Regions from separate parts of the Homo sapiens genome. Here region 2 is linked to region 1. A link is an interaction called in ENCODE POLR2A ChIA-PET data of the cell type or tissue named here. Cell type or tissue: GM12878. All regions are shown on one strand. Each heading gives the region's core, and the rest is flanking DNA. Links, peaks and the distances in the headings are about the cores only.

Evidence for each region. ChIA-PET counts read pairs that join two places held together with the same protein. Peaks named below come from ENCODE experiments on the same cell type or tissue, not always from the same donor. Only the 100,000 strongest peaks of a DNase experiment are listed, where the experiment ranks them.
Region 2: POLR2A ChIA-PET joins it to region 1 with 6 read pairs; 1 of 35 experiments calls an interaction of 5 or more read pairs at or near these places.

What each region holds. Positions count from the first base shown.
Region 1 is chr13:95,707,119-95,711,519 of GRCh38, forward strand. DNAJC3 (DnaJ heat shock protein family (Hsp40) member C3) reads left to right here. Exons shown (of 12, transcript NM_006260.5): 2 at 2,109-2,219. Among named protein-coding and RNA genes, the nearest start is that of DNAJC3, 32 kb to the left of the region's middle. RefSeq lists an enhancer at 18-307. In GM12878, for the core only: no CTCF peak of the experiment used is centred there; no DNase peak of the experiment used is centred there; H3K27ac peaks cover 691 bases.
Region 2 is chr13:96,018,466-96,022,866 of GRCh38, forward strand. All of the region lies in intron 4 of UGGT2 (UDP-glucose glycoprotein glucosyltransferase 2), which reads right to left. Among named protein-coding and RNA genes, the nearest start is that of UGGT2, 33 kb to the right of the region's middle. In GM12878, for the core only: a CTCF peak has its summit at 1,838; a DNase peak (open chromatin) is centred at 1,856.

The DNA of each region.
Region 1 (4,401 bases), core at 307-4,306:
GGAATGCACAACCTAGACCCCTTGCATGCGCAATTGATGATAGGGTTTGTGCTCCTGTGAGAATCTAATGCCTCCACTGATCTGACAGGAAGCAGAGCTCAGGTGGTAATGCTCTCTGGCTTGCCGATCACTTCCTGCTGTGTGGCCCAGTTCCTAACAGGCCATGGACTGGTACTGGTCCGTGGCTGGGGGCTTGGGGACCCTGCTCTAGTGCTCTCAAAAGAACCCACCCCACATCAAAGTCCTTATTTTCATAATTTCTGCCATTATGGTCAGTTGCAGCAGCCACTTGGGCTTCTAAGACATGTCCCTCAGTACTTCATTACAGTCAACCAAAGTGATAGCTTAGTTAATTGTGACTCCAATACCTACTGTGGATTACTAGCATTTCATCTCCCATTGGCGAGGAACTTAGCACTGCACTGAAGCCCAAGGCCATGACCAAACCAGTCCTCGAATTGCATCTCTGTGGGCCTGTCTCCTAGGACTGCTCCCAATACCAATTGTGTGTCACTCATGGTCCGTTGAGGAGAGACCGAAATCATGTAGTTACTTAGAAAGGGGAAGTTTAATCTAAGAACTGTTAAGTTGTGATAGGAGAGTAACTAAAGATGTAAAGAGAACTCTAACGGATATTCTAGGACTAAGAGCCTCAAGGAAGGACCAACTTGCAAGAGGGGTCCCCTCTACCAGGCTGGGGTTTAGAGCTTATTGGAGAAGGTATAGCTGTAGCCCAGGTTTGCTGGTGGAGAAGATTGCTGTGTGGCTGGTCCATAGTAATTGGGCAAGCAGGAAACAATCCTTTCATGTATAGGTGAGCGAAGGCTGGTTAGCCTGTCTACGAAGGGAGTCCAGGTGCTTCTGTGGGTGTGAAATCTGGAGTGTGTGGGCTGAGGTTGCCAGATCACTGAGGAACTGGACCCCTGGGCATAAGCTGTGGCTAAGTACCCCTGGATGTCCTCCTCATCCATACCATGCAGCAGGAAGTCCACCCCATGACAGACCATGCAGCAGGAGCCAGAAGACAGTAAAATGCACCAAGCAGAACTAGGAAGTGTCCTTTCTGCAGTGTTGCTTCAGTGCCCTGTACTGACAAAGCATAACATTGTACTCACTGTAAAGAGGAAATGCCTGCAAACTCCAGGCCTTTATTGCAGTGCAGGTACCGAAGGATGAATTCAGAGCGGAGAGGCAACATATTGATAATTGGCCTAGTCCATCAGATCATGTTATTGATTCCACAGTAGTTCCCTGTTTTAAGACAAGTAAATATTCAAAGCTGTAGACAGGTCCTCTACTTCTTTGACCTCATACTACTATCTTCCTCTTGGCTCTGCTGCAGCCATCCAGGCCTTTCTCCTGTTTCTGGAACATATCTGCATGCTCCCGACTTAGGACCCTTGCTGGTCCCTCTTCCTGGAAGCTATTTTCCTAGCTGTCTGCATGGTGAGTTCCTCATTTTTTTCAAGTCTTGCTCAGATGTCAGTTTCTCAAGAAGGCCTGCCCTTTACGCGCTTATTTGCTACTCTAAGTCCCCTGAACTCCTTACCTCTTCACATGGCTTGACTTTTTCCACAGTACTTTTCACCCAACATACTATATAATTTACTTATTTATCATGTCTGTCTCCTCCCACGATAACATCAGGCGCCAGGACGGTATGAGGGGCAGGAGTTTTTTAATGTTGCTCACTTATTGCAGATACCTAAAATAGTGCCTAGTGCATTATAGGTGCTTAATAAATACTTAAATATTGTAACAGTCTCTATGATGTTCATTAAAGGTGAGATTCTACCTTCAAACAATTTTCATTTTATTATTCAAAATATTTTTACTACTTCTGCATTACACAACTTCCCTTTATTTTCTGGACTGGTTACATTCTTTTGACTGATTAGGTCAAGATGGGTACATTTTTTGTCTTGTGCTCCATATAATGAAATAGGGTTTGTATTTTATGTTACGTTCTTTACATCATTTTTCAGCTTCTGTGACTTTTCTCATCTGAGTAGATGACTGAGACAGATAACTATTTTTAATATTATATTTTTTAGAATTAAATCTTAGTTCGTGGAAAGTTAACTGATTGTTTTTAATTTTATTTTTAGGTGCTGAATGTGGAGTAAATGCAGATGTTGAGAAACATCTTGAATTGGGCAAGAAATTACTTGCAGCTGGACAGCTAGCTGATGCTTTATCTCAGTTTCATGCTGCCGTAGGTTTGTATCATGGAACCAAATCACTCAGTGTCTGTCTTAGTGAATTCTAGTAATAGCTCTTTTTTTAAAAATAACATTTAAAATAAACATTATTTCATGTTTAAATAAAACATTTAAATATATTTGTGGGATTCTGAGCGAAATAGATGGATAAAATAAATATATAACACTTAAATGTATGTGCATCTAACATGAGAGAAGTTTGAAGGTTAGTGAGGCCTGCTACTACCAAGGATAACTCAAGATATTTCTGACAAACAGCTTTTCTCAGTGTATTATTTGGCTTCTGACTTTTTTTTTTTTTTTTTTTTTTTGAGACGGAGTCTCGCTCTGTCGCTGTCGCCCAGGCTGGAGTGCAGTGGCACGATCTTGGCTCACTGAAAGCTCTGCCTCCCGGGTTCATACCATTCTCCTGCCTCAGCCTCCCGAGTAGCTGGGACTACACGCGCCCACCACCACTCCCGGCTAATTTTTTGTATTTTTAGTAGAGACGGGGTTTCACCATATTAGCCAGGATGGTCTCCATCTCCTGACCTCGTGATCCGCCCGCCTCGGCCTCCCAAAGTGCTGGGATTACAGGCGTGAGCCACTGCGCCCGGCCAGCTTCTGACTTTTTGAACAGATTTTACTGAATGCAGTTTAATTTTCTTGATGACTTGGGTTTTCAATATGTTCACTTGATATCCTTGGGAGATGCTGCAGTTCATTGCCTCTTCAGTATTGGTCAGACCCCAGCTGCTCTTCATTTATACTGTTGCTTCTTATTTCTTACTCATGTCTGTCTGTAGAATCAACTGTCGTGCAGCTGCTCATCTGTTAGGACTGTAAGAAGTGAGATGACCAGAATAAATAGGTTCTTAGTGAAGGCTTAATGGATTTTCTCTCCTTTTCTTTTCTTTTTTTTTTTTTTTGCTTTTTTGAGACAGAGCCTTGCTCTGTCACCCAGGCTGGAGTGCATTGGTGTGATTATGGTGATTATGGCTTACTGCAGCCTCAGCCTCCTGAATAGCTGGGATTATAGGTGTGTGCCACTATATCCAACTACTTTTTACAACTTTTATTTTTTATATTTTTGTAGAGATGGGGTCTCACTATGTTGTCCAGGCTGGTCTGAAACTCGTGGGCTCAAGCAGTCCTCCTGCCTTGGCCTCCTAGAGTGTTGAGATTGTATGCATGAGCCACCACATCTGGCATGGATTTCCTTATGAGTCACTGCTAAACTTTTGTACTGGGACTTTTTGAACTTTCCTCAGAGTTCTTTACTTATATATTTTTACCTTGATTTGAATGGTTGAGAGTGTGTAGTTAACAACCGAGGGTGGTGTTTTGTTTTGTTTTGTTTTGTTTTTGTTTTTGTTTTTGTTTTTGAGACAGGATCTTGCTCTGTCATCCAGGCTGGAGTGCAGTCACGTGATCTTGGCTCACTGCAACCTCTGCCTCCTGGGCTCAGGTGATCCTCCCACCTCAGCCTCCTGAGTAGCTAGGACTACAGCTGCATGCCATCATGCCCAGCTAATTTTTGTATTTTTTTTTAATAGAAACTGGGTTTCACCATTTTGCCCAGCCTGTCTCAAACTCTTGTTCTCAAGCCATCTGCCTGCCTCAGCCTCCCAAAGTGCTGGGATTATAGGTGTGAGCTACCGTGCCCAGCTGGTGTGTTTTTTAATAAGATACAGCTGTGCTCCCAGAAAAACTATCATCCTATTGTTGTAATTTACTATATAAACTCAATGTAGTTAGGTTTTGGTTTGTCATACTTTTCTTTATGCTTTTTCTTAAACTCAGATTTTTATTATTCAGATTTTTATTAAACTCAGATTTTTATTAGCTCTCTGAACTCATAGGAAACATATTTTTTTGATGAAAAAACTCTATTCAAGGCTGGGCATGGTGGCCCACGCCTGTAATCCCAGAACTTTGAGAGGCTGAGGTGGTGGATCACTTGAGGTCAGGAGTTTGGGACCAGCCCGGACAACATGGTGAAACTTGTCTCTACTAAAAATATAAAAATTAGCCAAGCGTGGTGGTGGCCACCTATAATCCTAGCTACTTGGGAAGCCAAGACTGGAGAATCACTTAGACCCAGGGGCCCGGAGGTTGCAGTGAGCCAAGATCGCACCATTGCACTCTAGCCTGGGTGGCAGAGTGAGACTCCATCTCAAAATTAAAAAAACAGAAAACA
Region 2 (4,401 bases), core at 254-4,253, 310 kb after region 1:
AGACTGCACCACTGCACTCTAGCCTGGGCACTAGAGTGAGACCTTGTCTCAAAAAAATAAATAAATAAAACAAAATAAAATATGAGTTATATATCTGGGGGAAAGTGACAGCAATCATTACCATCCTAAATGAGTATAACTTTCTCCCAGTGGTCACTCTACTTTCCAACATGTAAATAAAACTACTGTTAAGAAGAATTTTACGAAATTGGGACAATGAGAATATCACATAGTAAAGAAAGGCAACATTGATGACCTAAATATGTTATAATTGAAAAAAAAAACAAAAAAAACACAAAAAACCAAGTGTTTAGCTCAACCACAGACAGAAGAAAATACATAAATGCAAAACCTATTAGAATAAAAAAGCAGAAAAAATTTATCAGTCATTTCTTTAAAAAAAGATAAAAACCTAATCTGGAAAAACTGAAAGAAAATGAAAACTAAAGAAAATCTAGGAAGGAGAAACATATCTACAGAGAGGAAAAAATTAAAATATTTATATTACTATACATAACCTATGTAAAAACATAAATTATATGCTTAAATAAGAAAAAAAAACCATTGACCAATATTGATAAGATATCACAAACCCAAGAGTATATGCCTGAAGTTCACAAAAGGAAAAAAAAAATTATTAACTTTGCCCTACATAGCGGGGGGGGGGGGGGGGAATGTTTCTGTCAGGCTGTAGAATTGTTTTACCCTACTTACAAGCTAATAAGTTAGCTTTTCATTGTTTCATGGATTCTGGCAAAAGACAGAGATTTCTGAGTCAAAGAGCTTGATTACTTGTGGCACAGCAAGCAACATGAACATTAGTATGTTTACATGGGTTCCCCATGGGCCCACATTCCACAGGGAGAAGTATGATGGACCCACAAGAATTCTACACAGGCAGTGGGTATGGATCACATCTAAAGAACACTGAATGTGGGAAACCCATCATTTAATAACAAGCAGTAAGTAAGTTGCCCTTTGTCCCAGGGAGAAACACTCACTTATCCCTCAAAGTCACTCACTGAAAACACCCCGAGAAAAGGCCATGGTAAAGAGCAGTCAGGGCCTCACACGGTCTTGGCATAGTCAGTTTGTCTCTATTCACACTTATCAGGGAATGGGTCTATAATATGTACATCTAAAGGAGTAAACCAGACTGTCAGATGGGCAAGTGCAAATTACTTTCACAGTGTGCAAGCCCCAAGGAGTGGTATTTTTAAGCTGCCCATCTGTAGTCTTCCAAGTGGCAGACCAGACAGGTAGGCCATTGGCAACAGCACAAGAGTCAGTATGAATGTATTATATTTAACCAAGGGGTCAGATTTTGTTCAGGGAGAGGATGACGGCCTTGAGTTCTGCCCACTGAGTAGAGTGACCACTTCAGCTTTTGGTTTTACAAGGCTTATGCCTGGTGAAATGGTAGCAGAGGCAGCCCGAAGAGCCCACCAGCTGTTAACTTAGCTAAACGTCCCAGCAGCCTGGCCCAGGCATTTAGGGAAACCACTGTGAACTGAGGGCCCTTTTGAGCCAGTGACCTTACTTCAGGTAGTGAAATGGGTTATTTAGTTCACTCCCAAAAGAGTAGCTGCCACTTTTTCACATATACCTGATACCATGCTAGGGCCCAGAAGCTGGGCTTTTGAATATATAATTTCCATTTGAGCAGGGAGGCTTATTGGGTCCCTTTTACCTTGCGAGACACTGACTCCTAGTTGAACTACGTGAAAATGTAAATGTCATGTGGTAGAGTCACAAGGCCTCCATGGGTCAGGCATTCAGTTTCAACAAGAGCTTAAGAACTGCTATTTTAAAAAGGGGTGTACTAAGTGGCTGAGTCAGGCAGGTGGCACTATTGTACTTAGAAACAGTCTCTCGGGGTAGTCCAGCAGCTATGAAGTCTATACAAAGTTGTGATTGTCCTTTCTCCTCCTGGGATTGATTCTTTGTTGTTTCTGCTGGACCACCTGGGGGTGTCCATGTGTGGTAGTCTCTGAATGACAGTTTCCCTCTGGGCTTCACAAACATTGACAGCATTCACAGTATAAGCATGTAAAATACCAATACCAGTTATATAATCAGAGCCAAAACAATAAACCATTAAATCAGTCAAGTTTGAGTGCCTTTTCCTTAGGAGCCCAGATCAAGGAACATGTGTCAGACTACAACACAGTTATCAGGAGACTACCATCACCCACCAGGAGTACAGGGAGAAAGAGGTGAGCAGTGGGAAGAAATGTAAGTATTGACCTTTTTCTTCTCGACCCATGGGCCCTTACGAACTTCCTCTTCCAGAAGCTGTGTGTCAGTCAACATCCCACCCATGACAGTCTCCAAAACTACCAAGAACTGTAAAAGTCTAAGGTATGATTTTACCTGACTTACAAACTAATAAGTTAGCCTTTTATTCTTTTATGGATTCTGATAGAAGACATAAGACAGACTCCTGGGTCAAAGACAAATGACTTTACTGCTCATGACATAGAGCAAGCAGTATAAGCGTTACTATGCTTGCCCCCAAAGTCCCACAGGGGGTGACAAAATATGGACTTAGATGGATCCTACAGAGTTGGCATATGTTTCCGTTAAGGAACACTGGGCTTGGGGAAGCACTGTTTTATAGTAAGCAATAAAACACACTTGCTCCCTGTCCCCAATCCCAAAGGCAAACATTACCTCATTCCTCAAGGTTGCTCACTGCAAACACAACCCTGAGAAATGGCCCAGGTAAAGAGTGGTCAGGACCTTGCATTTTTTGCTGGTCAGACCAAGAAAGAACATGCAAGGACTCACAGGGCCCATGGCAGATGGACTTTCCTAATAGTTTGATGTTAATTTTTTTGTAATCTTCAAGATACTTTAGTTTCTATAATTATAAAAGTTGACATCAGAAACCAATGACAATAAATTTTAAACATTACAAAATTTCCTTTAAAAGATGCACTAGTGAGTTATATTATAGTGAGTCTAATAATGCCATAAAGGAATAGATAATTCCTATATTAACTCATCCAGAATAAGAATAATATGGCTGCCTAATTCACTTTACGAAAGTAGAATGACCGATAAAAATTAAAGATGTCAAATAATTTCAATAAATGTACAGCTATTCATTTATTAACACAGAAACATGAAAACAAAATGAAAGCAATCTTAATTCAAAAGCAAATTAAGATAATCCCACACCATTAATAATCAGTAGTTTTCCTCAGAATTGAAAAGAAGGTATAATATTTCAAAGTATTTTGTAATATATTAGTATGTCCAATGAGAAAAACCTTGTATCCATCCCAATAGTTGAAAAAATAATTGATAAAATAAAGCAATTATTTCTGCCTTTAAGTTTTAAAAGCAGGTGTGAACAGAGAAACATGCCATGTTATTTGATAAGAGATTCAATACAACACAGATGTAAATTTTTCCTAAATTAACCAATACTTTTAACATAATTCTAATTAAACCCTAACAAGGCTTTTGGGGAAGGGGAGCTTGGGGAGGAAAAGGATTCCAATGTTGACTTAAAAGCATCAACAAATACAAGGAGCTAAGGCATTCTGGAGGAAAAAAGAGCCACAATGAAGAAGAAATCCTCCTGTCAGAAACTGGATAATAAAGCAATAAATATTAAAACAGTATGGCACTACTATAAGAAATAGATAATGGAGCAGAACAAAGAGCTATGAAATAGACCATAATATAAATATAATGAATACAATTGACTAGGTACCTGAGGAAAAAAATCTGGTTGGATTCTTACCTTTTGATGAAAATAAATTACAGATAGATTAAAAGTTTAATGTAAAATAAAAGGAAAAACTTTTAGAAAGCTACAGAAAGAATTAGTAAAATCTCCCAATCAGGTTCGGGAAAAACTGTTAGTATAAAAACAATATAAAAGTCACATACACAGGAAAATTTGGCTACATAAAAATAAAAGTCTTTTGTATATGAAATTCAATACAAGTATAAGAAAATGTTAGAAATGGTTTGTTAACAAGTGAGTTAAGTATTAATATGCATAAATATATATTACTGTTTAATAGAGCTCTTTCAAAATTAAAAAAACTACTTTATTATTTTTTAAAGTATAAATAATCAGGCAAAAAAAATATACTGGTAGTATTACTCTAAAAAATCACTAATAAATTAATAATTTACTTCTGATTTGCCATTTTTTAAATTAAATACTTGCAAAAAAGCAAAAAAATAGTTTTGAATATAGGAAGCAACCTCATCTATTGTTTTGATTACTTTGTTATTCCCCAGGTATATATTCAGTTTATATTTAAAGAGCTATAGGCCAAATAAACTCAGTTTTGCATGTTTATTTCAAAAAACAAGTTATGCTTATATGAAACATTTCATACATTTTATGTTATTTTGGCACAATTTATATGCTAAAAT